Regions from separate parts of the Homo sapiens genome. Here all the other regions are linked to region 1. Evidence: chromatin loops called from intact Hi-C (ENCODE). Cell type or tissue: psoas muscle. All regions are shown on one strand.

Evidence for each region. Hi-C counts contacts between places; a loop is a spot of excess contacts. Peaks named below come from ENCODE experiments on the same cell type or tissue, not always from the same donor. Only the 100,000 strongest peaks of a DNase experiment are listed, where the experiment ranks them.
Region 2: a loop joins it to region 1, with 4 times the contacts of the local background. A loop is called at or near these places in 13 of 110 quality-filtered maps.
Region 3: a loop joins it to region 1, with 5 times the contacts of the local background. A loop is called at or near these places in 25 of 110 quality-filtered maps.
Region 4: a loop joins it to region 1, with 2.1 times the contacts of the local background. A loop is called at or near these places in 7 of 110 quality-filtered maps.

The regions. Positions count from the first base shown.
Region 1 is chr9:2,723,992-2,731,991 of GRCh38, forward strand. KCNV2 (potassium voltage-gated channel modifier subfamily V member 2) reads left to right here. Exons shown (of 2, transcript NM_133497.4): 2 at 5,455-6,046. The coding sequence ends at 5,736. Among named protein-coding and RNA genes, the nearest start is that of KCNV2, 10 kb to the left of the region's middle. RefSeq lists a silencer at 3,378-3,672. In psoas muscle, a CTCF peak has its summit at 4,294 (motif pointing left); no DNase peak of the experiment used is centred here; H3K27ac peaks cover 1,169 bases.
Region 2 is chr9:2,223,997-2,231,996 of GRCh38, forward strand. LOC107987043 (a long non-coding RNA gene) reads right to left here. Exons shown (of 5, transcript XR_007061395.1): 2 at 6,585-6,692. It also overlaps the pseudogene RN7SL592P. Among named protein-coding and RNA genes, the nearest start is that of SMARCA2, 210 kb to the left of the region's middle. In psoas muscle, a CTCF peak has its summit at 4,299 (motif pointing right); a DNase peak (open chromatin) is centred at 4,305; H3K27ac peaks cover 443 bases.
Region 3 is chr9:2,625,478-2,633,477 of GRCh38, forward strand. The region is part of intron 1 of VLDLR (very low density lipoprotein receptor); the gene reads left to right. Among named protein-coding and RNA genes, the nearest start is that of VLDLR-AS1, 7.1 kb to the left of the region's middle. In psoas muscle, no CTCF peak of the experiment used is centred here; no DNase peak of the experiment used is centred here; H3K27ac peaks cover 5,963 bases.
Region 4 is chr9:2,461,236-2,469,235 of GRCh38, forward strand. All of the region lies in intron 2 of LOC101930053 (a long non-coding RNA gene), which reads right to left. Among named protein-coding and RNA genes, the nearest start is that of VLDLR, 160 kb to the right of the region's middle. In psoas muscle, no CTCF peak of the experiment used is centred here; no DNase peak of the experiment used is centred here.

The DNA of each region.
Region 1 (8,000 bases):
GACCACATTTTTTTTTCTTATTTTTTTTTTGCCGGGGGTTGGGGGGTGGAGGGCATGGGTATGTTTTCAAGTAGAAAAGAGTAAGTAGACTTTGAATGAACCATTTCCTTCTGAGTTTTCCAGGGCAAGTTAAAGCTGTAGAAACCAAACAGGAAACTACGGCATGAACTCACTCCTTCAAAAACTAACTTCTCAAAAAGAAAATTTATCTCTAGTTGAGGCACCATTTTGTCCCAGAGACCTTGCTCCCATCTTTCTTTCCCTAAGGTATGTTTTCATTACCTTGCCAATAGGTGGCACTTACAAGATCACTGAAATTATTTTATTTTTGTTCATTGATTGCTTTGAGGAAACCCATTTGAAAAATAAATTAGGTTGCAGTCAGGAAAATAGATACCAAGGTGAATATTTCAAACAGGGAATTTAATACAAGGAAATAGATAGTTGTTAGAAGACTAGAAGAAGAAAAAAAAGAAGACTGGAAAAGCAGAAAGAGAAAACTGAGATAATCCAGAGATTGGTAATTGCAGGGAGTAGCTATTGGCCCTAGAATTGGGAGAATAAATGGGAAAAGGTGTTGCCACCAGAAGCTAAGAGTCCACAGGAGGGGCCTCTGTGTAGCTGTTGCAAGGACTCCTAAATTGGCACCATGAGGCTGATGCCAGGAATGCCAAAAAATGCCTGAACCATAGCTATTGGCTGCAATTGGAGGAATGAAGGCAGAAACCAGAGGCAGGATTAGAGACCCTTATGTCCTCATACCATCTTCCAGTCTCTCATAGGCAGAACATAACTAGAAGACAGTGGGCAAGAGAATCTGGGAAATGTAGTTTGCAGACTCCCAGTTCTGGAATTATAAAATAAAATACAGAAGGGTGTCAGGCTTGGGACTAAGAGACAACATATAAATATCTGGCACAGAAAGTAATAGAGTTCTACCTCCTTCAGAAGTAGCACAGGAGCTATAGACGGGGTAAAGGCTCTTAGGCATTGTTACTACTTTTTATCTTATGGATTCCCAATTTTGGAGTGGTCTCCTTTTATGTCTTTAAAGTATGTTCCTCATTTTAGCCAATATGATGTGAGTGGAACATGACAGCATCATTGAGGGCACGGAGAAATGCAGGGAAGCTGAGGGTGTGGACAGCATCATTATTGCGCACCTTTCTGTGGATAGATTAATAGATCTCAAACTTACATTTGTGGCTTTGCTTTAGCTGTGCACACCTACCGCTTATTGTACCACTTACAAACATGTCAGAACTGTAATATACAGATGAGGGTTGTTATTATCCTGAAGGTAGTCACCCATGACCTCATTCTAACAGTGATTCCACTAATCAAGACATTCTTTGAATTCCACTGAGGAATTACCTTCAGAGTTTGTGACACATCCACTTGTTTCTAGGTTGTTAAATCTTTGTCTTTTTAAGGCTACATTCAGTATTTTAAAATAGTTAAGACACTTTAGTTTAAGATCGACACTTAGAGTAAACCATCAAGGTGGATATGACCGCTTGCTGCTACTGAATCTACTGTGCAGACTATAATTCAAAAGAGGAATTCCAAATATACTTGTTGCAATAATAGCATGAGTAAGTACAGCCTTTGAAGCTGGATCCTTTGAAGGACAACACGTATTGAGGCTTATAATAATTTTATCCAAAAAAGATCCATCTTCACCACCTCTAATTCCTTTGGAAAACAGAAAGAGTGTTATTTTGAAAAATAAGTTTTATTCCCTAGGATCATAAATTCCTGAATGCATGGACTACTGGGTGCCAAGATTGATTCCATTCCTTGTTCATTATGAGGGAAACAAACTTGTCTTGTTAAATGAGAAATCCAAGTATTCTCAAGTTTTGGAGAAAAATTTGATGCTTATCCTCATAATATATGGCAGGCCAGGATTTGTTGTTTAGTGAGTAAACTGCCAGGGGAAGGTCACATTCTGGCTTTGGGACCCAAGGCTAAGGAAAGTATGTACGTTTACAGCAGAATGGTTAAGCTTCCAGTTTGCAGAGTTGCTGAGCTAGCCAGTTTTCTTCAGTATATTAAGATGGATTGCGGAAATTTTGGTCACATTTCCAAACCCAACTCCTGCTAATGTGACAACTCATTCTGTGAGGTCACTTGGGTCAGTCTGGGGCCTTCAGCTTTTAATTCCCATCTAGGGAGAAATGGCTTGGCCTATGGAATGTGGAAAAAAAGTTCCCCAAAGCCAAGGAATCCTGAGTTCCTCCTGGAGCCAAGGAACAAGAAACAGATCACTTGTTGAGTCAAATTATTCACGAAATAGACAACATATAAATTAACTGTACATTTTCAACAAATTATTGGGGACCAGTCACACATAGCCTCCTAGCAGAAGAGATCTGTTCTCTAAAAATAGAGATTGAAGATATACAAAAATATTTGGATCATATTATACACATCAGATATTTATTCTTCTTTAAGCCAATTCTCTTTGCTTTTGACTTTTCACTCAAAGTTCAGCCAAAAAAAAAAGAAGTTTGGCTTAAGGGTGAAGCAAAGCCAGTGTGCAGAATGATCAAAAGTTGAAAATAAGCAGTTTATCTTAATTATTTTCTTCCTCAGTGTCTTCCTACTCTCTCCCATCCCCGCCATCCTGAACCCTTAAGTGACTTGTTTCCTCCAAGGCCTCTGCATTGGACTTCCGTGGATGTCTCATGTTCTAAACCAGGGGTCCCCAATCCCGGGCTGTGGAGTGGTACTTGTCTGTGGCCTGTTAGGAACCCGGCCACACAGCAGGAGATGAGTGGAGGGCCATCAATCATTACCGCCTAAGTTCTGCCTCCTGTCAGATCAACCACAGCGTTAGATTCTCATAGGAGTGGGAACCCTATTGTTAACTGCGCATGGGAGGGATCTAGGTTGCTTGCTCCTTATGAGAATCTAACTAATACCTGACAACCTGAGATGGAGCAGTTTCATCCCGAAACCATCCCCTCCCCCAACCCCGTCCATGGGAAAAATGGTCGTCCACAAAACCGGTCCCTGGTGCCAAAGAGGTTGGGGACCGCTGTTCTAAACTACCCCTTCCTGTCACTCACTCCTAAATCCAAACTCCCTTTAGGCCTCCTCCAGGGAAGGTTGACTAAACTTTCATCCAGAGGTGTGAGTCATGGTGTTAGTGACAAATGAAAGCTATTGTTCAGCTCACACAACTGGAGAGAGATCAGCCTGGGGTTCTTTGACTTTTGGTGTGGTCAATGACAAGAAACACACACCCGGACACAGGAAGGGGAACATCACACACCAGGGCCTGTTGTGGGGTGGGGGAGGGGGGAGGGGTAGCATTTGGAGATATACCTAACGTTAAATGACAAGTTACTGGGTGCAGCACACCAACATGGCACATGTATACATATGTAACTAACCTGCACGTTGTGCACATGTACCCTAGAACTTAAATAAAAAAAAGACACACCCACTCATGCAACCAAGAGGACTTTGAGATTAACCCACAATCTCACTTTATCACTGCCTCACATCACCCCTTGGTCCAGAAGTTGGGAGAAGGATATTCTCTACTGGAGCCAGAGGGCAGAGTCAGGGAGGAGCTTGTTTCCACAGCCTGAGGGTCTGATAAGCATAACGTATATAGAGTTGCTGGTGTAGAATGCACTCAATAAATGTTGGTCTTTGCCTCTTCTCAGTGGAGGCCAGCTTCAGCATGGGGGACCCTGGGATTGCATACATGATATATATATAATAATATTATTGCTTACACACCCTGTGCCAGGCACTCCTTCAATTCCTATAACAACTCTGTGAGGTAGATACCACACATTTCAAAAGTAGAAACTGAGGCCAAGAGAATTTAGGTGATCTGCCCAACTTATTCAGCTGGGAAGTGGATTCAGACCCACAAGTCTACTGTAGTCCGTTTCCTTCAGCTTATCTACACCACATTACCTCTCTTGGATGCCTGCTTGTATTTTGACTCTGCAGAAAAAGGCTGCATGACCTCTCACAAGAGACAGGGCAGTGAGTGACAGGAGGTGCATCATCAGCCTCAAAAAGGAGGCATACCCTTCCTTTTTTCGTGGGCTGGATGGAGCTGTGGTTCTCATCAGTGCCCTCAGTTTTGTGCAGCTGGCTCACTTCTCCATTTCATTCTAATCAGTCAACTGCACTATTCCAGGTTCAAACTAACCCTTACATCATCAAAACAAAAATATTTACACTGCTAAGCTAACGGCCACCTCAGCACGGATCAACAAGATGACCATATGCTTTACTGCCGTCTGCTGGAAAATTATGGCAACAACTACCCAAATACACAAAGCAAAGAGTGCCCCCCTGGAGTAGTGCAACGCAAAAATGTTTACAACTGTGACCAACAGCTCTGCTTAAAAGGCTTCTAGTAATTTAGCCAATACTCTGGGGATCAGAGGGAGTACATGAGGCATAAAAAACAGTCCCCAAGGAATTTTCACAGGGTTTTCTCTGGTAACTGATAACTAGTCCCATGGTATCTGCATTTTAAAACAGAAGCTTGTTAACCTAAATAAGTCTCCAATTAGTGGGATTTAAATCAGTATGACAAGAGTAATGGGAAGTATTTCATGCAGGGGTGAACATATTTTTGGTGAGTGATGTCTTACAAAAGTCCCTTTACAAAATAATGAGAGTGTTTCTCCAGACATCTGCAATTAAAGCACCTTCACATAAAGTCTCTCATTTGAACTACGTAACAACTTTGAAAAGTGTTATAACTGTCTTCATTTTAAAGATGAGAGGAAGACAATGGAGGAGTTTCATGCCTTTTGTATGCCTGGTACTGTGTTCAGTGCTTTATATTCATTTTCTTATTTAGCCTTCACAAGAATCCTAAGAGTTAGATGGTTTTCTCCTGTTTTAAATAAAAAAAAAAAAAAAGAAAAAAAGAAAAAGAGAGAGAGAGAGTCTGAAGGTTTTGCCCCAGGTCACTCAACTGGAAAGGTTCAGAGTCAGGACTTGAACCCAGGTCTGACTGTTCTAAGCCCAAGATTTTTCCAATACATACAGTGTACAGGCAAACCCAGGGACCTGCTTTCCTGAATCTGGTGCCAGCTGAGTTAGGGAGGCAAAGATCATTTACTGAGCACGTTCTACATCAGGTACTTAACATACTATTTTAAATGCTCTTTACAGCAACCATTTCAAGTAGGTATTACCTCCTCCTCCCATATCTTACATTCAAACATGCATGAGTCGTAGTCAGGATTTCAGCCAAAGTCTTTCAGCTCCATCCATAGCTTCTGTTCTTTTCATGACACAGGTCCTAGAGGGAGTCTTCCTGGTACCTCCTAAAGCAGGCTCCGTGGGAAGCCATTACACTTCCCATGTGTACCCACAGGGAGGACGCTTCCCTGCTTGCTCCTCTCCCTTTCTTCTCCTCCCCGATCTTAGTGCTAACAATTCCATCCTGCTTTCCTTCCTCTACAGGTGAGCATCTCCACCGTGGGCTACGGAGACATGTACCCAGAGACCCACCTGGGCAGGTTTTTTGCCTTCCTCTGCATTGCTTTTGGGATCATTCTCAACGGGATGCCCATTTCCATCCTCTACAACAAGTTTTCTGATTACTACAGCAAGCTGAAGGCTTATGAGTATACCACCATACGCAGGGAGAGGGGAGAGGTGAACTTCATGCAGAGAGCCAGAAAGAAGATAGCTGAGTGTTTGCTTGGAAGCAACCCACAGCTCACCCCAAGACAAGAGAATTAGTATTTTATAGGACATGTGGCTGGTAGATTCCATGAACTTCAAGGCTTCATTGCTCTTTTTTTAATCATTATGATTGGCAGCAAAAGGAAATGTGAAGCAGACATACACAAAGGCCATTTCGTTCACAAAGTACTGCCTCTAGAAATACTCATTTTGGCCCAAACTCAGAATGTCTCATAGTTGCTCTGTGTTGTGTGAAACATCTGACCTTCTCAATGACGTTGATATTGAAAACCTGAGGGGAGCAACAGCTTAGATTTTTCTTGTAGCTTCTCGTGGCATCTAGCTCAATAAATATTTTTGGACTTGAGTTGACTTGAGAAAATTTTTTTTACTTTAAATTTTTCTAAAATTCTTAACTTTCCAGAGGGAGGGAGGGTTACAGCAGAAATTATACAAGCTTTGGAGTTAGACCAACCTTAGTCAGAATCCCAGAGCTACCAGCTGTATGCTTTTAGGCAAGCGACTCTAACCCTTTAAGCCTCAGTTTCTTCAACTGTGAAATGTAGGCAATACTTACCCTGCCAGGCTGAGCAATATAGTGAGACCCTGCCTCTACAAAAACTTATTAAGAATTATCTGGGTGTGCTGGCCCACACCTGTAGTCCCAGCTACTTGGAAGACTGAGGTGAGATCACTTGAGCCCAGGAGTTTGAGGTTAGAGTAAGCTATAACCACATTACTGCACTCCAATCTAGATGGCAGAGTAAGACCCTGCCTCAAATAAATAAATAAATAAATAAATAAATAAAACCACCTGCCTTGTAAAATGAGTCTGGGGATAACAGATATGTGTAAACGCTCAATAAATGATAGGTATTAAAATTGTTTAAGTGGATGTTATCTAGTGAAATCTCTAGACCAGTGGTTCTCAAAGGCAAATTCATTCCTCAGAGGCCAGCTAATGCCTAGAGATGGTTTTGATTGCCAATACCGTGAGGGGCAATAAGGGAGACTTCTGGCATCTAGGAGCTAGGGGCCGAGGATGTTGCTAAACATCCTACAAGGCAAAGGACAGCCCCCATAACAAAGAATTATCTGACCCAAAATGTCAATAGTGCCAAACTGGAGAAACTCTTGTCTAGATTTAATATGGGAGCCCCCAGATTGGACTTGTGAAACATGCCTAAATGTACTAATCCTCCCCCATTAGAAGGAGCCCCCATACTGTCCTTACTGACTCAGGCCTCCTTTTTCTCTTTTCCACAAAAGGAAGAAAAAAAAATAGCCCACCTCCTGAACAATTGCTGTGGGCAAAAGTAATTAAATCAGTGTGGCCCTCCACTCTCACTGTTGGTGGATTAGAGAACCAGTGCCCACAGGAAATGGGTCCTTTCTCTCCCTGTAACCTTTTCCTCTTCATTTCTTTGTCCTTCCTTGGGACTATTGGAAATGGAAGTGTTGAGAATTAAAGACTCCTTTGAACTGAGCACACAAAGATTGCCCTGTAACTGGAGCTTGCCAATGCAGACCCTCAAATTTGTCTCGGGGCATGGCTGGACCTATACTTGTGTCATAAGAATAAACTGCTGATTCAAGCAACAGAGAGAGAAAAAAATAAGAATAGTTGCCTACAATGAGAGGCAATTTGGACTGTATATGTAGCATATAACTTTAATATTTAATACATCCCTAAATAAGGTATTGGATTACTTTTTAATTTAGGAAGAAATGGAAGCTTGGAGAAGTTAAGTAATTCCACTACGTTCACACAGCCAGTAAACAGTGGGACTGGGGTTCAAGCCCAGGTCTGTCTGATCCCCAGGGCTCTTGATGGAGGGCTAAACTTGTATCATCAGCATCACCTGGACGGCTTGTTAAAGCCAAGCATGCTGGGCCCTGTCCCTGGGGTATCAATCAGTAGGCTTGGGAAGGAGCTCAAGGATTTGCATTTCTGACAAGTTCCAGGTGATGCTGATGGCGCTTGTGTGAGGGAACACATGTTGAGAGCCAGGGGTCTAAATCACTTTGCTCTGCCCTCCCATAAGGAGCTAGGATTATGAAAGGAGGCTATAACTGGAAAACTCTATTTAGATCCCACTCCCCCTTACTCCCAAGTGTTCTTATCATCAGCAGTGACCTGGCCTCTGAAGGGTGAACAGAAGCCCTACTGTCCTAAGGTTGCCAGATAAAATACAGGATGCCTGGAGTGTCTTACTCTGTACTGCTAAAACAGAATATTACAGGCTGGGTAATTTTCAATGAACAGACACTTACTGCTCACAGTTCTGGAGTCTGGGAATCCCAAAATCAAGGCATGTGCA
Region 2 (8,000 bases), 500 kb before region 1:
TCTGTGGACATAAAGTTATTTGTAGTAGCCCTTTATTTTCCTTGTAGTGGCCATTGAATCTGTAGTGATGGCCCCTATTTCATCTCTGATATTAATAATCTTTATTGTCTCTTTAGTTAGTTTGGCAAGAGGCTTTTTTATTTCATTGATCCTTTCATTCAAACAATCAGCTTTTTGTTTTGTTGATTTTTTCCTATTGACTTCCTGTTTTCAATTGTATTGATTTCTGCTCTAATTTTTATTATTTCTTTTCTTCTACTTACTTTGAATTTAATATTTTTGAGACAGGCTCTAACCCAGGCTGGAGTGCAGTGGCATCATCATGGCTCACTGCAGCCTCAAACTCCCGGGTTCAAGCAATCCTCTTACCTCAGCCTCCCGAGTAACAGTGACTACAGGCCTATGCCACCACACCCGGCTAATTTTTTATTTTCTGTAGAGATGGGGCTTCACCATGTTGCCCAGGCTGGTCTTGAACTCCTGGGCTTGAGCTATCCTCCTGTCTTGGTCTCCCAAAGTGCTGTGATTACAGATGTGAGGCACCGCTACTTTGAATTTAATTTGCTCTTCTTTTTTCTAGTTGCTAAGGTGGAAACTTTGATTCTTGATTTTAGATCTTTCTTCTTTTCTAGCATGTGCATTCAATGCTATACATTTTCCCCTAAACACTGCTTTTATTGCATCTCAAAAATTTTGAGGCCGGGTGCGGTGGCTCACGCCTGTAATCCCAGCACTTTGGGAGGCCGAGGCGGGTGGATCATGAGGTCAGGAGATCGAGACCATCCTGGCTAACAAGGTGAAACCCCGTCTCTACTAAAAATACAAAAAATTAGCCGGGCGTGGTGGTGGGCGCCTGTAGTCCCAGCTACTCGGGAGGCTGAGGCAGGAGAATGGCGTGAACCCGGGAGGCGGAGCTTGCAGTGAGCCGAGATCACGCCACTGCACTCCAGCCTGGGCGACAGAGCAAGACTCCGTCTCAAAAAAAAAAAAAAAAAAAAATTTTTGAAAAGTTGTATTTTAATTTCCTTTTATTCAAAATATTTTAAAATTTCTCTTGAGATATTTTTGACCCATATGTTTTTCAGAAATGTTTTATGTAATCTCCAAATATTTCAAAACTTGTGTGCTATTTTTCTCTAATTGATTTATAGTTTATTTTTACTGGGGTCCAAGTGGAGACATTGCATGATTTCTATTATTTACAATTTGTTAAGGCATATTTTATGGTCCAGAATATGGCCTATTTTGGTGATTGTTTTACGTGAGCTTGAAAAGAATGTGTATTCTGCTTATGTTAGAGGGAATGGTCAATAATGTCAATTATATCCAGCTGATTGATGGTGCTATTGAGATCAGCTCTGTCCTCACTGATTTTCTGCCTGCAGGATCTGGTCATTTCTGGTAGAGGGGTGTTGAAGCCTCCAACTATAAAAGCGGATTCATTTATTTCTCCTTGCATTTCTATCAGTTTATGCCTCATATATTAATATTTTGACACTCTGTTGTTAGGAGCACACACATTAAAGATTATAATATTAACTTTTCTTGGAAAATGAGCCCCTTTCTCATGATATAATGTTCATCTTTAACTCTAATAACTTTCCTTGCTCTGAAGTCTGCTCTGTCTGAAATTAATGTAGGTGCTTCTGCTTTTTTTTGATTAGTGACAGCCATGACATATCTTTCTCCATGTATTTACATTTAATTTATATGTGTTTTTATATTATAAAGTGGGTTTCTTGCAGACTACATGTAGTTGGGTTTGATCCGTTCCAATAATTTTTGTCTTTTAATTGGTGTATTAAGTCCATTGCCATTCAAAGGCTTTATTGATATAGTTGGATTGTTATCTACCATGTTTGTTAATATTTCCTATTCGTTGCCTTTCTTCTTTGCTCCGATTTTGTCTTCCACTTTTTGTCTGCCTTTTGTGGTTTTAATTGAGCATTTTAAATAATTCAATATTCTCTTCTTTTAAAAAACATTTTAATTATACTTTTTATACATTTTTAGTGATTTTATACTTCTTTTTACACATTTTTATAAAATATTTATAATGAATCCAAGTTCATACTGAAATAAAATTATACCACTTCATAAGTAGTATACCTGAAGTGAGTATACTATAATATACTAAATAATAAATAATAAAAGTTATAATAAAAAATACTAATAGAAAAAATATCACCCGAATACAGTTTGGGTAAACTTTATGGAAATGTAACACATACAGAAAAGTCATACTTGAAAATTTAGCCCCATACATTTTCACCCGATGAACACACCCAGTGCTCAAATCAAAACTCCCCCACCCCTTTCCAGTGACTATACCACCTCCCAAAGGGAATGGCCACTATTTTGATTTCTAACACATAAGTGCATTTTTATTTTTAAAAACTCCTGCAATTCACTTAAACCATGATTCCCCAGTCTCCTTCCCACAATGAGTTTGGTGTGTTTTTTCTCATTCATTTTTTAAATAACATGTACATACAACGTAAGTTATCTACCTGTGGAAATGTATAGTTTTGCTTTCTGAATACATTGTAACTTTTACATTTATTTATGTACAATTTGGTTTCCTGCCTCTGCCAATATCTGCACCTCGTTTTCTCCCCGGCAGCCATACGTGTTCCGTAAACGTGGTAAATAAATGAACGAGTATGCCAGGTGCTGGGGCTATAGAAGCGTACAACACAAACACGTTCACTGCCCCCACCCTCTTCTGGTTTATAGAATGTGATTGACCAGAAATTTGTCCTAAAACCTCTCCGAATGTCCTAAAGTAAAGTCCTACAGCTACAATCTTCGTCCTTCCCTGAGACATCCCATACCTCAGCGAGCTCTTCTTGCTGGCTGACTCCCTTCCTGGGCTAATAAAGGGGCGCCTGCTCAACTTCCCCATGCTTCCCACCCACCTTCACTGAGCTTAGCCCCTCTGTGTATAAATATTGTCCTTCTACCTTCATTCTACAAAGCTCAGCATGTCTCCTAGAACTAGCTAATAACACAAATGCGGTGAATAGGATTTTGTGCTTGAGAGTTAGAAGACACGGGTTCAAGTCCTAAAGCTTTCACTCTCTGGGTAACCCTTGGCAAATCACTCCACCTGTCTGGTGTAAGTTTTTATGTCTATCAAATGAAGGGGATGAACTGAAAAGCTCTAGGGCTCCTTGTAGCTCTAATATTCTGTGATTTTTATGATGAAAACTACCAACACGTAAGTGCAGACAGCTTATTTTTCTACAGATAGCCTAAGTCCCAGTGATCATTTGTTTCTCCTAGGGGAGGCTTAACACTTCTGAATCTCTGTTTGGCTTCTTCATTACACAGGTCTGTCTCACCCTAGCCCTCTACTTTGATAAGGCAGACTGCAAGTGGCAATAGTGGAAGGCAGACAAACAGTTCTTCAGGAAGGTTGACATGGATGATCAATACTATCCTTGTAAAAATGCCAGCAAGTTTGAACACTTCTTTAAAAAACATCTTCCTTCAGAAAATTGTCTTTTGAAACACCATGACCTGATTTTCAGGGAAGGACTGATTACAAAGCCTGGGGTTTCTTGCCAAGGCAGTGAGTTTTTGACTCCCACTGGATGATTAAAGACTAAGGGAAAAGCAAAACAACAAGTGCCTCACATCCCTACTGATTGCATCATGCTGGGTTGAGATCCATGGAAACTGAACTGCTATCTAGACAACAGGCTGGCCAATCAGCACGCACGTGGGATCAGCTGACCATGGGGACCCTGATTTCATAAAAACACCACTTGGCACCTGGCAACACAAGTGCCCCCTGTTCTGAGCCATTCCAGTGTGTCTGGATCTGCTCTAGTTCTACGTATGAGGACTAACTCTCTAGGAGTGGGACTGGCTTGGTCTCAACTCTATTTACTCGCTGAGACAACAAAGACCCTCCGGACTTTGGAGACTGAAAACATGGGTCATATCATCTTCTCTGGGCCATTTTGAAGTTCATCTGTAAATCACTGTCTAATTTTATTCTAACAAAAACATTGAAATTAGCCATTATTGGCCCCGTTTTACATATGAGGAAATTTAAGCCACTTGTCCAATGTCATTGGACTAGGGCAGAGCAGAATTAGTTTTCATTGCACATCTTAGGCATCTTAGCCTCAAGTTACACTAAAGAAAGCTTCCAGGGACTGCAGTCTCCCCTTCCCCTGACCCCTAAATATTAGAAAATTTAGGGTACATAAAGTTTATCATTCAGGCTGGCCTCCGTGGGCCCCTCAGTTCCCCTTATCTGTTAGTGAGCAGGAAAGAGGCCCATTGGGTACCCCTGGGGGGCGCCAAACCATCAGGTCCTGTGGGCTTTGCACAAGAAACAAAACACATGGTAAAAGCACTTCCTCTGACCCTTCTTCAAAACAAAGGAAGTGATAAAGTTGGAAAGACTTGGCTTTGAGTGGCCCTGAGCATGAGGCAGAAGCACACCTGGAAGTGGTTTCTGGGGAAGGAGTTCAGGGAAGAAGAAAGAGTGGAGAGTGAATTTTTTGTGTGTGTTGTCAGGGGACATCATTTTGTTCCAGAGTCTAGCACTGGCCTAGTGCATAGTAAGGAGAATGGGATAAACCAATAAATCAACGTGCAAACACATGTACTGATACTATGGGAGAAGTACCTTGAAAGACACTGTCGGTTTCTCCTCATCCTCAACATGGCTCTATCATTTACTAATATGCTCAAGCACCCTTACCCTCAGACACACACTATAAATTAATTCTTCACTCAACATTGCACTCACCTGGAGCTACCTTTCTCTTCACCATTAATCTTTTGGGAAACAGTAGTTTACATCTCTAGTTTCTTAGCATCACCCACTTCCTCTTTAACCTTATGAAGTATTATTTACTCTATTAGAACAGCACTGAGTCTTATCATTTTTCCATTCCCAGCACTGGGCACATATCTGAAGATAGGGAGGGTTTGTTTGTTTGCTTTGAGACAGGGTCTTGCTCTGTCACCCAGGCTGGAGTGCAGTGGCACAATCCCGGCTCACTGCAGCCTTGACCTCCTAAGCTTAAGCAATCCCCCTGCCTCAGCTTCCTGAGTAGCTGGGACTACAGGCATGCACCAACATGCCCAGCTAAATTTTGTATTTTTAGTGGAAACAGGGTTTTTCCATGTTGTGTAGGCTGGTCTCAAACTCCTAGGCTCAAGCAATCCCCCTGCCTTGGCCTCCCAAATGCTGGGATTACAGGCATAAGCCACCTCACCCAGCTAAGAGAGAGTCCTTGCTTTGACAGTTCCTACATTTTCTAAGTGTGTTCCTCCTGCCCCACACAGGAACTAGACACCCCTTTGTAATTTCCTCTATATTGTTGCATCCGGATAGGACTAGAAAGCATTTTCTTTTTCGCATGAAGCCAGCTGTCTCCCTGCCCCATTCCTCCACCTGAACTAATTTGTTAGCTTATGGGAGACGCATTATCACAGGTATTAGGGAAATGCTAGCTAGAAAAACTGGAAGGTCTACTAGGGACTGACATTGTGACCACAGTGCTATTTTAAGCCACTGGAGTACAATGGTGGTATCTGTAGGAACTGAAACTATTTGTTCAAAGGAAAAAAGCATTTAGTGACTGTTCTATTTGTATATTCTATGACTTGTGAACATTAAACCAAAGAAAACAAGGTTAAGGAACACTGTTGCCCTGCTAGACATCCTCTACCTTGCTTAGACCACCAAATTGTAAAAACCACACATACTTTGCATTCATTCTTGAACCCTCCACAGTTTGTGTCGAAGGTTCTCAGCTTAGCGAATCAAATCCAAAGCAATCGCCAATCAATTATTTACTAAGTGATAGCTTTTTCCAGAGAATCCTATTTTCTATCCCGAGGCCTAGCAAGGCAAAGGAAGCATGACCTTCCTAAGAGGGAGATTTGAAACTCCTCTCAAAGGAAAAACCTGCTGATTAAAATAAAGTCCAAAATCTTATTCCAGTGGAAAAGCATTTAGCTAAATGACTTAGATAGAGGCCTGAAGCATGAGTACTTTCTTTGTCATGTATGGATTCATTGTCACCCTCTGCTTGGCTTAGCTGGAGGGTGAGATGACCTCCACAATTTAGGAAGGGCAAAATTCTTCAATATCAGACCAAACCCAATACAGGTTTGCCGAAAGCAGGAGTTTCTTCTTTTCCCACACCTCTGAAACAATGACTCATATCTGGAGACACCAAGGGGTAGCTTCTGGGAGAGGCATTATAGCAATTTCTGTTAACCCCCAGCCTCTAAAATCTGCTCTGAATAAGCATATAAGCCAAATACAGCATGCTGGCCATGTAACTGTAGTTTCAAGTTTCCTAATTTTATCTAACAAACAGGTTGCCACTTCTAAAACTCTCTTACACAGAAATTCCAGAGGGTCTCACTGCTTTAGAGGTAGCAAAAAAAAATCATGTCCAAAAATCCGTAGTGTTGTAGAATAGATCCAAAAGAAATTTTAGACGTCACTGATGTTAGCCCCTACTTTTATGGTGATGATTCTAACCTAGAACCTATTTGGTTCACTAACCTGGAGAGGGCACCAAAAGGAAGTTGATCATTTGTCTTACCTTCTGCCAGTTTTTTTTCATAAGTAGTACTGTGTAGTCTTAAGTGAACAATCTCTGTGTTAGAGTGCCAGGATTTGAAGCTCCTCCCTTCTGCTAATTATGTAACCCCTGTAATAAAGTGAAATAATAAAATGAGTTAGTTGTTTAAGCACACTGTTGAGTGCTTAAAAATGTCTGGTATACAGTGAATGCTCATAGGATACTAGCTAATTGATCCCTCAAAGGGCTGTTTCTAGGATTACGAGATGACACCTACCAAAGTTTCAGCATAGTACCTGGCATATCATGCTCAATGAATGTGTTCTTACAGCCTTACAGCAAGGGTGGGAGATAGCTTGCTAGAGCTCAGGCCATTTATTGATTAGGGAGGCTGTAGTACTGAAGACTTTTATTTCAAAGTGAGGATATTTTGATATTTGGAAGTACTCTTGTAATTTAGCTAATATTGAACATAGAATGATTAACAGAAAAGCTTTGAACTACTGCTTTCTTTCTAAAGCATGTTTAAGGGAATTCCACAATATCTGTTATCCACGCTTTTGCTTAGTTGGGGAATCTGGACCAGAACTATCTCTTTGGCCACATTTGTTAGAAATTATTACTATTTAAGAAGGATTGAAATATTCCTACCAGAGCCCAGAGTTTGGCTTTTAGTGCTCAATGAATATCTTTATGTTTAGTAAACTCCATATAACTCCCAAACACAGTGAGAGGCTCACATTCCACTGTCTCCCCCTGGGTGTTGTTTAAGTATGTAGTGGACTGACTGAGGTTGAGCTGACAGTTCAAAACAAGGTTTTGGAGCTCAGAGCAGGGCAAACAAGGCCAGAAGTGCCTTCCTGATGGGACTTCTCTTTTGGTGGGCTTCATGATACACAGGCCATTTAAATGTCATGCTTATAGCTATCAGTCTCAGTGAAAAGAAAGCTCCTCTCTCAAGATTCCAGTAAAATTCCCATAACCCAGTTTCATTGGCCTGGCGTAGTCATGTGTCCATCCCTAATCCATGTGTCTGTGACCAGGCTGGGGTCAGAGTTTGGATAAATTACTCTGGCCAGATTGAGTCATGTCCTCACCCTTGAATCTGGAAGCATCAGTTAGTCCCATCCAAACCACATGAACAGAAGGAGGAGGAAGGAGGATACCCCAAGCAAAATCTGGGTACTATTACCAAAAGAAAGGGCTGCGAATACTGAATAGGTAAAATTAACAGCTACCCACTCCACCTGACTCTATCACTACTCACTCTAGGATCATGAATGAGCCATTGATCTTTTTGGGATGTAGTTTTGTCATCTATAAGATGAGAGATTTGGGCTAATAAGATCAGGGCTTCTCAAATTTTAAAATGTCTTAGAACCCTCTGAAGGCCTTGCTAAAACAGTTTCTTAGACCCCGCCCCCAGAGATTCTGATT
Region 3 (8,000 bases), 99 kb before region 1:
CTTAAAGTAATGATTGCATTCACTTTGGATACTGACTTTCATTTGGAAAACCACCTTCACATACTAGCCTATAAGAAATTAAATGTATTAAAGGGCTTGATGAGGTCTATAATGATGTTCGTTGTAAATGTACCTGCCTTAGGGAGCTCCTTGTGGTGGCTAATACAACTGCCCTCTACATGGTTAGTTGATAAATTCAAAATTGCTTAGTTTGGTCCCTACTAATTTAATCTCAAAAGAATACTTGGACAACAGAGTGATAGACTACTTTCAAGGCAAACAGTCCAAAAATACTGTCTGCTGAGGTTATGGGCGAGATATACTTGTTAAGCGGAAGTAAGTAGTCCAGGGACAATTTTTTCTGCCACCTAAAGAGTTTTGGGCTAGAAAATCTGAGGACTGATAGTTTTTCTGAAGAGTTGGGGCAGAGTCTAACCTAGCTATAGGCGAATCTGGCTTTTAAGTAAAAATCATCTCAATTTTACTGTCTGCATTTTTCAAACTAAATCAGTGTCTCTTTGCTAAGTTCGTCTATTGGCTTGCAACAAAAACTCTAAACACTGTTAATACCACTTAGTTAAGTACACTAACTGCACTGCAGGAACCAAATGAGATGGCAGGTGATAACACAGGTTAAGTGTCCTTTATCTGAAATACTTGAAACCAGAAGGGTTCCACAGAGTTTAGATTTTTTCAGATTTTGGGACATTCACACATACATAATAAGGTATCTTGGGGATGGGACCCAAGTCTAAACATGAAATTCGTTTATATTTCACATACACCTTATACACATAGCCTGAAGGTAATTTTATAGACTATTTTTAATGATTTTATACAAGAAACAAAGTTTTGACTGCAACTTGTCACGTGATGTCAGGTGTGGAATTTCCACACTTACGGCATCATGTCAGCACTCAAAGTTTTGGATTTTGGAGCATCTCAGATTGCGGATTAGGGATGCTCAACCTGGACCATAAATTTAGCATACTTTTCCCCTTGAGTGAAGTCTCCTAGGAAAGCTTGGGCCCAACAGTTATTTTGAGTCTCTAAGCAAGAGAATGCCTGTTAGGTCCTGTGAGAGTAAGTGTGGAGATTCTGTTAGAAATGTTTCAATGCTTGCTTAGAGATCCTTTGCCTACTTTGTAGTTTAGAGATGCTGGAAACTATAAGATGAAGCCTCTGGCTAGAGCAGCTGATTTTGCCAACTTGGGGGCCATCTGGGGAGCCTTTATGTATGTAGACGAGGTGGTGGGGATGGGGGGACTTGCAATTTGCCAACCAAGGGACATAACAAAGCCTCGGCGATAGACAGCATTTGTGAGTTACATCACAAGTTTGTTAGAACTTAATAGTTCTCCCACATGCTGTGAGTAAACAGGGTTTCTATTTTATAGACTGCCTCTAATCTTTCATTTTCTTAAGAAAGACTTCCCCACATCTGAGGTATTAACTGATCTGTATGTTCACTAAGTAGGTTGCAGATTGATGTTGGTCATCTTTGTGCATCTTCTGGAAACCACTTAATGTACATCTACTGAGTACCTACCATATGGCACCAGGCATGGGGACAGAGTGACCATAGCACTGGTTCCTTCCTTTGTGGCACTTAGTCTAGTAGGGGAATCAAAGCAGGAAACAGCCAAAGACCGCTTGGAATAGAAGCTCTGAAGAGGAGTGAGCAGATCCAGTGTTTAAGACTTAATCATAAAAGAGGCAGATAGCAGCTGGAGATTTCTGGAATTTCCATATGCTATCTGGGTTCTAGCTTATGAAGTTTCCCTAAAATTACCAAGAACTTAGACTTTAATTTCAAAAAGCCAGAAATAATTCTATGTCTGCAGATAATCCTACAAAAGTGATATGACTAAAGCAACAATGGATTACTGCCAGTATTACCAAAGAGCATTAAAACATGTCAGAAGTAAAATCTGCGTCTGATATATCACACTCAACTTTACCAGTTAGCCGCTGCTAACCTTCTCAGGTGTTGGAACCTCTCTTTTCACATGGAAATGAAGCCAACACACCCAAAGGGACACACTCATTCTGACAGACAAGTGTGTGAAAATGCACTGTTTTTAAATGATAAATTGCAACAAAGAGGCCGGGCGCGGTGGCTCAAACCTATAATCCCAGTGCTTTTGGAGGCCGAGGCAGGCAGATCACGAGGTCAGGAGTTCGAGACCAGCCTGGCCAACATAGTGAAAGCCCATCTCTACTAAAAATACAAAAAAATTAGCTGGGTGTGGTGGTGCGAGCCTGTAATCCCAGCTACTCAGGAGGCTGAGGCAGGAGAATCGCTTGAACCCGGGTGGCAGAGATTTCAGTGAGCCGAGATAACGCCACTGCACTCCAGCCTGGGCTACAGTGCGAGAATCCATCTCAAAAAAAAAAAAAAAAAATTGCTACAAAGATGAGGTGAAGGTACCCTCATAGGCCTAGGGAACAGGGACCTTTATAACCTAGAGTCTTTCAAAGTATTCTAGCTAGTAAAACAACCAGTCACACTTGGTTTCAAGTTCTGAAAAAGCTGGGGGAAATGTTTTTGACAAAAGTTTTTAGTTCAGACCAGCTTTATTAGTAAACTAATAAATCAACTCATGCACCCAAGACTACCAACTAGTGCCTAGAGAATATAGGATGTCAGGCACCAGGTCCTGAGTTACAAATGTGAACTGCAGCCCATGCCTTAGGGGATCTCTGTGTCTAAAGGTGAAAAATGGTAGCTGAACTCATCTCCTTGGGTGATGGCTCTGTGACAGGGACTATTATGAGAAAGCAGCCAGACCATACCTAGTTTTTCCAAAAAAGGCATTGAGGCCTCATTCAAGAATACAATCTGAGCCCACTCCTGGTGAATGGGTGGACAAGGGCAACATGAACAAACTGAGACAAAGCAGCCATGAGGAAGGGCAAAGCCATGGGGAAGTGAGTGGGTCCCCTTTGAGCTGTTAGCTCAGCCCGTATAGCAGATGGTGGGTAGTGACCAATAGGGAAAAGTCTGAGGAAATTAGTAGGGAACTTAATCCTAGAGATAGTGGTAAGCCAAGAAATGACCCCATTCTTGGCTATTCTAGGTTGCTTGAATCACTAGGTTGCTTGATATGGGTAGAGAATGTGGCAGCCTGGAGGCAAAGGAACAAGACATTTAAATTGACATCAGGTGAGAGGAGGGCTTGGGCATAGCCAGGGATTGATGGCCAAATGTCAGGGAAGAATTTGGGCTCATTTCTGGAGTACTGATTTAGAGTAAGTAATGGGGCCAATCAAAGATAGACTACACAGGGAGGGAAGGATGGATTTTAGAAGAACCTCTGCCTAGTAAGACACCCAAATAAATTTTTTCTGCAAAATAGTTTTGAGGGCTTTACTCACATGTTACTATCATGTGTATTGTAAAAGAGGCATTTATCTCCTGTGTCCCTCCTGTGATGAACATTAGGCCTTATGAGGGTGTTATTGGTATATGCTACAACCCTGAAAATGAAAGAGCCACTTACATTATGGGTAGAAGCTGTAGCTTCTTAACCTTAGTGCAGTGGTTCTCAAAGTGTGGACCGAAATTGGCAACATTAATTCAATGTTAATTGAGTTCATGTGTCAACATTGACTCATTAGAAATGCAAACTTAGGCCCTGTTCTAGACCTGCTGAATCAGAATCCAGGCTGGGGCCCAGCATTCTGTGTTTTAACAAGCCTTCCTGGGGATTCTGATGCACACGGGAGCTTGAGAACGACTGACTTAGTTTACCACTCACAGAAGCTAACGATTTTCAAGGTATATCCGATGGAGGGCCTTTCCTCTGACTTGAACCCTAGACAAGAAAACCAAGAGCTATAATCCTTTTAGAAGACTTGCTGAGGAATTCTAGAAACATTTTTAAAAACTTAGAATGAGGAAGGAAAGCAGGCCTCCATCTCAACAACAAGGCTAAATCTAAGTTGATGCTTAGTAACACAGTATCTAGAGCCAGTGCCTGGGTTCAACTCCTAGCTCTGCCCAGGGCAATCTGGGACAAGTGACTGTACTTTCCTTCTCTACCAGGTTTCCTGATCTGTAAAAGAGGAATAATAGGGCCAACTGTGCAGGATTAAGAATTTTAAAAGCTAAGAGATGTGAAGTCTTAGAGCAGTGTTTGACCAACAACAAAAACGATTTGATTATGTCCATGATTCTTAAGATCAATTTGATGTAAATGGAAATTGAATGTAACTGACAATTGAACTGTAAAATTCACTTATTTCCATGACTCAGAAGAATTAGCCTACATATTCACCACTTTTTAGTGGCCCCCGAACTAGTGTTTTTGTTGCTGTTTGTTTGTTTGTTTTCGAGATGGAGTTTCACTCTTGTTGCCCAGGCTGGAGTGCAATGGCACTATCTCGGCTCACTGCAACTTCTACCTCCCAGGTTCAAACAATTCTCCTGCATCAGCCTCCCAAGGAGCTGGGATTACAGGTGTGTGTAATGCCTGGCTAATTTTTGTATTTTTAGCAGACACTGGGTTTCACCATGTTGACCAGGCTGGTCTTGAACCCCTGACCTCAGGTGATCTGCCCGCCTCAGCCTCCCAAAGTGCTGGGATTACAGGCATGAGCCACCGTGCCTGGCCCAAACTGGTTCTTACAATGTTTCAGAGGCTGACTTTAAGGCCAGAGCACAATCTTTGTGCTTGACAGCTCAGAACATTTCCCTTAACACCTGTTGTGGTACTTTGCCTCTTACAAACCCTTCTCCCCTTAGGAAAACTTTTTTGCTGACTCAGAAATTTGCTTGTCCTGAAAGGAGTTTTAGCTTACAAATAGAAACACTGTCATTAAAGTGGCAAGCAGTAGAAGTGAACTAGACTAAAAATAAATGCCCTTGGTGGCCCCAGAAGTGCCAAAACAAATGGACGGAAGGAATTCCAGCAAGTAACACCCATATGCTCAAGCAATGAGTAAGGGCATGAGAGATGTAAATGCTTGGCCCTGGTGGCCCCAGCAGTGTGGCAGCATGAGCCTCTGTGCAGGCTGAAGTACGCTCTGAGCCTGGTACCCAGAGACACTTTCTCTATATTCTGGGCATGCATCTTGGAGTGCTCCTGCCAGGGTGCTGCTCGGAGCCCCATAGGGAGATTTGTAGTCCGTTTGGAAGGCTTGGTATTTACTCGAAGGCCTATGCAGTTTTTTACTGAAGCTTATGTATTAGTCCTCCATGTCAACCGCTACAGGGAAAATTAGACAATGGCGGCTGACTTCTATATGCATTAAAAACCCTGAGTTTCCCTCTAGGACATTGGTCTAGACAAGGAATTTATGAAAGAGACCTCAAAAGCTTAGGCCACAAAAACAAAATAGACAAATGGGACTTAATTAAACTAAAAAGCTTCTGCACAGCAAAAGAAATAATCAACAAAGTGAAGAACAACCTGCCGAATGGGAGAAAATATTTGCAAACTATTATCTGACAGGAGACTAATATCCAGAATATACAAACTCAAACAATGGGGAAAAAATAATCCCATTAAAAAGTGGAGAAAGGACATGAATAGACATTTCTCAAAAGAGGACATAAAAATAACCAACAGATACATGAAAAAATCGTTACCATTACTAATCATTAGAGAAATGCAAACCAAAACCAAAATGACATATAATCTTATACCAGTCAGAATGGCTATTAATAAAAAGACAAAATACAACAGATGTTGCTGAGGATATGGAGAAAAGGGAAGTCTTATACACTGCTGGTGAGAATGTAAACTAATACAGCCACCAAGGAAAACAATATGCAGATTTCCCAAAAAACTAAAACTGGAATTAACATTTGATCCAGCAATCCCTCTACTGGGTATCTACCCAAAGGAAAAATCAGTATATCCAAGGGATACCTGCACTGGCATGTTTATTGCAGCACTATTCACAGTAACAAAGATACAGAATCAACCTAAATGCCCATCAATAATGAAAGGGTAAAGAAAATATGGTACATATACACAATGGAATACTATTCAGCCATGAAAATGAATGAAATCATGCCATTTGCAGCAGCATGGGGATGGAATTGGAGGTCATTATGCTAAGGGAAATAAGCCAGGCACAGCAGGACAAATATCTTATGTTCTCAATCGTATGTGGAAGCTTAAATATTTCATTCCATGGAGGTAGATGGTAGAAAGATGACAGAGACTCAGAAGTAGGGGGAAAGGGAGAGCAGATGAAAGGAAGTGGGTTAAAGAATACAAACCTACAGTAAGGTAGAAGAAATAACGTCAATGACTGTAGTTAACAAAAACGTGCTCGCGTGATGGACACCCTAAATCCTCGGATTTCATCAGTATAGATTCATTACATACATGTAACAAAATTTTACATGTACCTCATAAATTTATACAAACACCACCAAGAAGAACCCTGTTTTTCTTGGAGCCAGTGAACTGCCAATGTGTCTGTGTAGCAAAGTTAACTACTTAGAGAAGCAAGGCTCCCAGGAAAATAGGTCCTTGAAGTTAGTGTGCATATTCTATAGTCTGATTCCATCTATATAAGTGACAGTAAAAGTGAGAATTTTTTGACGCTCCAGGAATTCATTCATTACAAATTTAAATAGGCACATAAGTGAGTAGGTACAAGCGACTTCCAACCCCCTCACCCAAAGGAGCAGAGATATTCTAAGGATTAGAGCTGGAAGAAAACCTAGACAATTTCTTAATAGAACCCTTTTCAAATTCTTACACCAAAATCCAATATTCAAAAGAAAGTCTTGGTAGAGGCAGAGGTGGAACACCCAGGGCCTCTGCTACTGTGGCCTTTCCCTCCACTTCAACCACCCCTCTAGCCTGAGGCATTCTTGTGAAACCTCATGGCTTTAAGGAACCCACTAACAATTGCATTTTGCCCCATCTTCTCACCTGTCTGAGCAGAAATGCCTAGCACTTCTACTTCCAAGGTATTTTTTGAGGTGTCATTGGCTTTAGTTTAGCCTGAAGAATTAAAAGAATCTCGAGTGTAGATGATTTCAAGCTCAACTTGTTCCCTTTATGAAAGTATAATACTGAATTTGAGACGTAACTTTCATGGATGGAAATAGACTGCAGGTCCACAATCCTATAATCCCAAAGCTTTGGAAACCAAAAGCCTCTTAACTCATTTGGTGCTTTCAGTTCTCCTAGAGCTCTGCACAGCAGCAGTCCCAGCTGAGCACCAGAGGTGGATAGGTAGAACCTTTTAAAAACTTGAACAGAAAACTTAACAGTGTTCCAGTCAGGTGGCTAAGGGCTGGGCATTCGATTTAGTGTCTGAGCTCTCCCTCTCTGTGGGAAGCAGAGAATTAAACAGAACTAGGGAGCACTTTCTGCCCAGTAGCAGTCCCTCAAAACAAAGTGCTTAGGAAACTAGGAAACGAAGAGGCATAGCCATAAAGCTTAAGGTCTTTATTTGCCTGTCTTTAAAGAGTCCTTTATAAAGCCAGCTTGTCTTCCCACCCCCACCCCAATGTCATTCTTTTAAACAGGCAGGGACATTTTAGTAGCACACTGTACTCCTAATGCCTGTTGCTACTCCTTATTGGAGAGAGAGAGAGAGAGAGAGTGTGTGTGTGTGTGTGTGTGTGTGTGTGTGTGTGTGGTTGAGAGAGAGGGAGTAAAACACAGCTTTATGATGATCAGGCAGAAGCTTGAGTAAAGTGGAAATATCTCGGATAAGAAAAGCTAGAAATTAAACTCCTTTTTGGCTTCGGATATTTTCTTAGTAGAAAATGCTGATGCCTGTCCTGAGTCTCCTCAATATAGACTCTTAGAGCAGAGCTGCTAGGATTTTAATAGAATTTATTACTGTTGATAGCTTGTATATTACAACTAAATTCAGAGACCCTCTTTAAGGCAATAGTAGAGTAAATATCAGCCTTGGGATACTGTATGCCCATACTTAATCCCAGGCCACTCTGAGTGCCTAGGAAATCTGTAGCTTCAAACTCATTCTTAAGGAGGTTGTCTTCCAGGTACCTTAACCCTGAG
Region 4 (8,000 bases), 260 kb before region 1:
ATAAAACCACAAAAAGACCCAGTCTCTTCTTGCAAGGACCTTAGGATCCAGGGAAGGACAGAGATGACTGACAAATACTATTCCATGTTCATAGGAGCTATGCACAAGAGTATCTTGGGCTGGATGGGGGTACAGTGGAAGGTGGTGGAGTCAGGCGAGGCTTTCCAGTGGAAATGACACTCAAATGGACTTCTGAAGGATAAGGAGGCATTGGCCAGGGCACAAAGTGCAAGGGCAGAAGGAACAGCATGTAGAAAAGCAGAGATGGGTGAGAAAGCAGGTCAAGTCCAGAAACCTCCTGTTATGCCATAGAAAGAGGTGGGAAATATGTGGTAAAGATGAGGGCTGAGTAGATAAGTTGGAATCCTATCATGAAGAACCTTGTTCACCGTCTAGGAAATACATACATAATCCTGAATGTGACGGGAGCTACAGAAAATTCAAGAGACATGGAGTGACCAGATCCACTCTTTCTGGTGGTTATATGGAGTCTGGACTGGAGAAGGAGAGCCTACAAGCTAGAAACTGACGAGAATGCATGCTTTGTCTGGAAACAGGAATGAGGTATGGTATCTTAGCAAATAGAAACTAGGTGATTCTTTGAGGAAAGTCTTGCTTTGGCCCAATATCCAAGCCAAGAATCTGGATGGCTTCTAATGGAATACAGAGTGTTGCGGGGAGAGGGGAAAGGAGCAAGGGAGGTGTGTGTATGTGTGGGTGCCAAGTTTCAATGTGCAGAAACCACACACAGTAATTCATGCAGAAAGCTTTTGGGGCCAGCAGGCCACCTGCTGACATCCAGACTGGTGCAGGCAAGGAGCCCTCTGCTTGAAAGCGGAAAGGGAAAGCATATGTGTGGGGAGTTCAAGCCAAAAAGCAAATTCACTACAACATGAGTCTGCAAAGTGGTGCCAAGATCTCATAGCAGCTTTCCGTCCCCTCTGGAGACCGAGATGGAATGCTGAGTGGAGATGAGCAAGGTCTAATCCTGCCCAGCTCCCTGCTGGAGTCACAAGAGGATTCTAGAAAGTCTCGTTGTCACTGATTGAAATAATAAATTCAGTAGGAATATTTTATGTAAATTTTCCTAAAGTGGTGGCTTGGTTGCAGTCCAGAAAGTTGATGTTAGGACTAAGAATGGAAATTTGATACAGCAGAGAAGTGGGTAAAATAAAATATGACAGAAATATGCTACTTTATTAAGTTCAATTTTACATTTAAAAAATAAAATTATTTCTAGTTTTTATAAGTATAAAATTGGTAATATATTAGAAAGTATAAAAGTTCATGAGAGTTGAAAATATTTGCCCCAAATTCTACTGGCCAAAGAAAACAAGTTGGAAGAGATGTCTTCTTGCCTGCCTGCCTTTCATCCTTTATTCCTTTTCTTTCTTCCTCCCTTTTTTTCTTTCTTTCCTTATTTTAATGTATACATTCCTACATAGTTGTAATTGTAAAGCAACATTTATCTTTTGCCATAATTGGCATAATCTCATCTTATTAAAAATTTGTTATGACCTAAGTTTATATTTTATTTTTATTAAAATATTACAATTTCATTGCAAAATGTAAAAGAAAATGCTATGCAAAAAGCAAAGAAAATAAAAACCACCATTGTCTCTACTACTCAGAGATAATCATTATCAATTCTTACTACATTTCTTTCTTGACATTTTATGTGTTCTTGTCAACAATTTAACAAAATTATTGTTTTTTATATTTAATTTTGTAATTTTTATTATTGCCTATGTATTATGGACATCTTTTCTAACTGTATCCCATTGTATAGCATCACATTTTATTTAAATAATTCCTATTTTTGGACACTTAAGATATCCCAATTTTTCATAATATAAGAAATGCTATTCTTGTCCTAATTTTAAAATATATAAATATAAATACACACACATACATACACACACACACAGACTTCCCATGGAATCGCTCAGCAAAAAAAAATTTACATGAATTTTTAGGGCTTTGGCTACATACTCTCAAGTTTTTATCTGGAAAGTACATACCAACTTATACTACCAGCAGCAAAGTAATACCCATTTCTCTACAACTTCACCAACACTGGCTATTACTAATCATTAAAGAAAAACTATGTGGTATTCTGGTGGGTGACAATGAAATTATGTCCTTTATTACTAATGAGGTTAGATATTTCTTTATGTGTATACGGCACATTTTTATTTCTTCTTTTTTTGAACTGCCTGTTCAAAGCATAATTTTTATACTGGCATAGTTCTGTCATGTGGATATACCATTGTTTATCTAAGCATTCTCTATTCAAAGGGGAAAAGCAAAGTATATGTTCGAGGAGTTCAAGCCAAGAAACAAATACATTACTATATGTGTCTGGAACAATATAACAAGATCTTACTGCCTTCCAACCCTTCTAGAGACTTCCAGAGTTTTGCTCGTCATATATAATTCTGGAGTGAACATCTTTGAATACAAAGGGTTTTTGTATGTGTATGTTTGGGGTATTTAAGATAGATTCCTGGAAATATTGCTACTAGTTCAAAAAGTATGGCTATTATGAATATACTAATTGTACCCAGTATTACTTTAATGCAGAATTATCCTTTATTATAGCAATTATATAAACAACCATTAGTCTGAGAACAGATGTCTATAAAGGCAAAGTAGACTAAATTCTGGTACTAGCAGGACAAGGTGTTCTTTTGTATTTGATATGAAATATCAAGTAAGATAGGAAGCATATCTTGCCAAAGGTTCCACAAGCATGGGGTCATTCATTCATCTCATCATACAAACACACAGGATTCTGGAGTTACTAGCCAGAACAACATGTCTTTCAATCCTAATCATGCATATGTTAGTGAAGACGGAAGCAGAAATGGAACTGTGAGGTCAAAGATGTTTGTACTAACTCCTTTTCCTTGTTCTTTTGGGATCAACTTCTGGCACTATGTAGCATGGTTACTCTAGAAATTATTGGGAAAAAAATGCTTTAGAAATTATCCCTTCATTTTTTTAATGGGAGAGGCTGGGAAGTAAATTTAATTAAAGCCTTGAGATCAGTGTGTGAGTATACGCACATATATGTGTGCTTATGTACATGGTGGTAAGGAATAAAAGAGTTTTTACATTGTATTTTAATGTGCTTTTCAGGTGTTTCTGATGTTTGGTCAGACTTGTCTTCTGGTCGCTATTGGGCTGATGTCCCCTGTTATTCTAATAATTGTCCCTTCATATATTGTCTGTCTTTTCTCTCCACTTGCTCTTCAACTAGAATTCCCTTATCTTCACTGTTCTGCTCTTCATATGATGCATCTAGCTGTAGATTTATATATTATGCACAGGACTCAGTGTGCTTCTTCAATCTGAGAATCTGCTTCTGCTTTTTATAATTTCTGGAAAATTCAATCTGCTTCTGCCTTTTATAAGTTCTGGAAAATTCCCAGCCATTTTCGCTGAAAATATTGCCCCTTCACCATTTTCTGCTTTTGCAATTTCCATTAGACCTAAGTTGTAACTTTTAATTTAATCTTCCATATCTCTTGATTTCCCTTTCGGATTGTAGCCCTCTTTATCTTTCTCTGCAGCAGTTTGGGTAATTTCCTCAGATACAACTTTCATATCACCAACTCTCTCTTCAACCATGCCTGATCTGCTTTTAAAGTTGGCCACTATGTTTAACTTTATTCATGATTTTTCATTTTGAATTGTTATATTTGGTTGTTTTTCAGATGTTCCTTTCTTTTTTAGTCCTATTTTTTTCATGAGAGTTTTTATTCCTCTCTTTATCTCTTTAATGAGTGTAAATATATTTAATTTCTAGACAGTTTTAGGTTGTTACATTATCTCAGGTTCTTGGGGGTGCTATTTCTCTCACATGTGTCTGCTGACTCTCCCTTATTTGGATCTTTTTTTTTTTTTTTTTTTTTGGTTTGTTCTTTTTCATTGTAAACTTATTTTCAGCTAGAGTATTTTTTCCCTGTGGCACCCCTGTGTACTTTAAGATGTGGTAGTATCATTTTAGACAAGTTTTACATTTGATTCTTCTGGAAACTCCAGTAGTTTTACTTGCTTGAAGTAATTATGACATCTACATTAATATATTCATTTGAGATTCCTGTACTATGCAAATAGTGTAAAATTTGGATTCAATACCCATGCACAGCACAGATTTGTTTTCAGAGACAGAGTCTTGCTCTAACACCAGGCTGGAGTGCAGTGGCTCAGTCATAGAAGTCTACAGCCTTGAACTCCTGGGCTCAAGCAATCCTCCTGCCTCAGCCTTCCAAGTAGCTGAGACTATAGGTGCACCACCAAGACCAGTTAATTTTTTTATTTTTATATTTTGTAAGGACGGGGTCTTGTTGTGTTGCCCAGGCTGGTCTTGAATTCCTTGCCTCAAGCTATACTCCCACTTTGGCATTTCAGAGCTCTGAGATTTTGTAAAGATTGGGTCTTGCTATGCTGCCCAGGCTGGTCTGGAATTCCTGGCCTCAAGTGATTCCCCCATCCTGGCCTCTCAAAGCTCTGGGATTACAGGCATGAGCCACCATGCCCAGCCAGCACAGGTTTTTAAATTTCCATTTATTGTGGGGAACTTTTTCTCATCCAGATATCTAATCAGTGAGAATTTTACCAGTTGCTTTCTAGTACACGAACAATGTGTTTTGTAGTCCCCTTGTATGAGGGAAGCAGGTCTTCAGTTCTAAGTCCTCACCTTTCACAGGCCCAAGGTTAAGTCCTTTATTGTGTATGTGTGTTAAAGCCTAACCCATAGCTGTTAGATCCTATAGCCATGTCTAATATCCTCTGTACTGTTCTGGTATCAGCTCATGCATTTACCACATTGACTATAAGATTCTTCCTTCTCTGTGGCACATGGACATTTCCTCTTTTTTTTTTCTTTTCTTTCTGTTTACCTGTCTGTCTCTGTTTCAGCTACGTATGCAAAATAGTTTTGTTTTATCCAGCAGTTCTGTGTGCCTCAGCACATAGAAGAATTTCAGTATGCTAAGGAGGTGGAGCTAGAAAGCTATGTCAGTCAGGTTTGTAGACTACTGACTGGTGCAATAGAAATACATGACCTTTGGAACTGAAACCTGAGACTGAGCTGTGACTTCACCACTTACCATCTGAGTAAGCTGTGCCTAGTCATTCAACCTCTCCAAGCTATATTTTTCTCATCAATAAAAAATAGATAATGTTAGTATTGATCTTCATTACATGGTTTTCCTTATTGCTCTAAATTCACTTTTATTTAAATTCAAACCATTTTCTCCATCCCACTTCCTAGAAAAGCTAGAGAAGATTGCAATTTTCTTATATATCTTATTCAATATTTTCCCTTATTAAACAAATATGTTATGAAGGAATAAAGCAGTTATTGATTGAATGATCTTATTACCTTTCCTCAATGTACTTTTCACATACCAATGGACTGAGAAAATCTCTGACAGAAAAAAGACCTAAAATAGGAAAGAAATGATAAATTCCATTTCTTGGTAAATATGCAAGGATGGGGTTGGGGTGGAGTTACATTTCTGTGGAGTTTCACCCCTCACAGTTTTCATCTCTCTTTCTCTCCCTGGAGAGTGCAAATGAGTGAAACCTTATATTAGTTTAGACGTTCTGCTTCGATACATGTTTAAGAGCCAATAAACCTGTCAGAGTAGATTTCAGGCTGAGACAAGGTGAATGGCCTCACAGTAATTCTGCCAGCGCCTCAGGGTACCAGGCAACATAAGCAGAGAGGTCACCAAATGCCTGCTCACCCCATGCCCAGGCGCAGAGATATTCCACATAGGAATATAAGGACCTTTCCCAAAACGTTGTGTTTGGCATGTGGTAAAATTCTTTGTCAAACAGCAGAGCAGTCCGATAAGAAAACAACAACAACAACAACGAAGAAAAACAGAGCAAAAAATGAAGGCACATAGAAATAACAGGTCCTCTTAGTGATTCTGGTGGTTTGTAAACTCCACGTGAAAGTTATTATTTATCATGGAAGGCAATGTGGAGGTGTACACACCCAAAAGCTATCCACTTTTACCCCACAGACAGACTTACACAAAAACACTAGGTTGTCCATGGCAGTTTAATTTTTTTGTTTTTACTTTCTATAGCTTGTTTCTAGTAATGAAGACCTATAGGTACTGATCTATAGGGATTGCAAAATTAAGAAGCCAATTCCACCAATTATTCCACAGTGTGCCCTATAGGCAACAAGCCAAGTCCTACTGCATAGGACTTCCTATTGGCATTTTTTAATATCTAACTTTTAAAATATGAACAGATAGCCAAGAATTATCTGACATTTCAAGAAAGCCTCCAGCAGAAAAGACAGAGACATCAAATCAGAAGAAAGGAAGAAAGGAAACTCAAAAGAAACAGAGACAATATACTAAAGAAGAAAACTTTAATCAAACTATGTTTAATGATCTCAGAGGTATAAGATAAGCTATTTATCCTTAAAGTTAGGATGCTAGTAAGAAAAAAAGAGAAATAAATGAAGCTTATTGTTTAAAAAATAAAACGTTCTTAGAAATTTAAATATGATAACTAAAATTATGTGTGCATGTGTGTGTAAGATTTGGAAAATAAAGGTAAGGAAATATCTCAAAACATTAAGAAAAAGTAGAAGGCAAATCAGAAGAAACTAAAAGTCCAGTGCAGCAGGCCCAACATCCTACCAATAGGATCTAGAAAAAAATATGTCAAGAGAAAGATTATGGGAAAATTTTTTGGACCTGAAGAACGTGAGTCCCCAGATTGAAAAGTCCTATTCAGCAACTAGCACAATAAATGCAAAAAGACCCAGCTCTGTCATAAAACTTCAGTACACCAGGAAGACAGTAAAATTTTCAAGAAAGGAAACAGTAGGTCACATACACATGATCAAGAATAAAACGGCAGTCAATACTCAGTACTAGCAAGGAAAAATACAAATGTTTTCTGACATTTAAGATTTAAGAAATCTTGACCCATGCACATTTTCTCAAGAAGTCTTCTAAAGGATGAGCTTCACCTAATGCAAGAAAGACAAAACAATATCCAGAAAATAAGGAATCAACACAGGAGGAAGATGAAAGAAATTCCCTGGACAATAATGAAAATAAGTCTTAATATGATAACCGTACACAGGTTTAGAAAACAAGCAACACAGATACAAGAGTCCAGAGACATATGGAGGAAGAGCTCCATTAAAAAAAAAATTCAACTAATTGGATTAGGTGGTACAGCTGCTAATATAGGTAGTTATACATTGAGATACTGTATGTCTTGTGCTTGGGAACATGAGTGCAGGAGTCAGACTGCCTGGGTTCGAGTCCTGGCTCTGCCACTTACCATCTTATGTGAGCCAATTAATTTCTCTGTGCTTCATGCTTCCCATCTGTGAAATACAGATTATAGTTACCTACCTTATAGAGTTATCATAAAAAAATTAAATGCGACACTGATACTGTGATGAAAACAGTGTCTTGAATATTGCTGGATGTTAGGGGAAGCAAAGACAGTAACACGTACAGAGAAAACTAAGTCATTTTTTTAAATGAGTAAACTATCAGCTCTAGGAAAAAGGATAATTGAACAAGAAAGGAATTGTAATGATAGTATGCTCCTTGGCTCAGCAGAAAATATTTCCATTGTTGGAATAATGCAAATCCTGAAAATTGTGATGTAATAAACTGGAAGGATAAAGGGAGGAAAACGGGACTTAAGGGAGAAATCGTTATTTACCATAATAGAAGTGCGTAGAGGTAGTATTCTATTTAGAATATGGAATTAGATATTAAAATAAATGGCTAAACACATCTGAATTAATCCTCAAGGAACAGGACTTGGTTAACTATGGCATTTGGTTAGCATAAATAAAGAAAGAAGGAGGCAAGGAAGGAAGGAGTACAGGAGAACCGGCGCTGCTGCAGTGATTCTGAAGCACGAAGTTCTAAGAGAAGCCTCAAGATTGTAGGTCATGGTGGAAGTGCCCACCGTGGAGTCTGCACTGCTAGGAA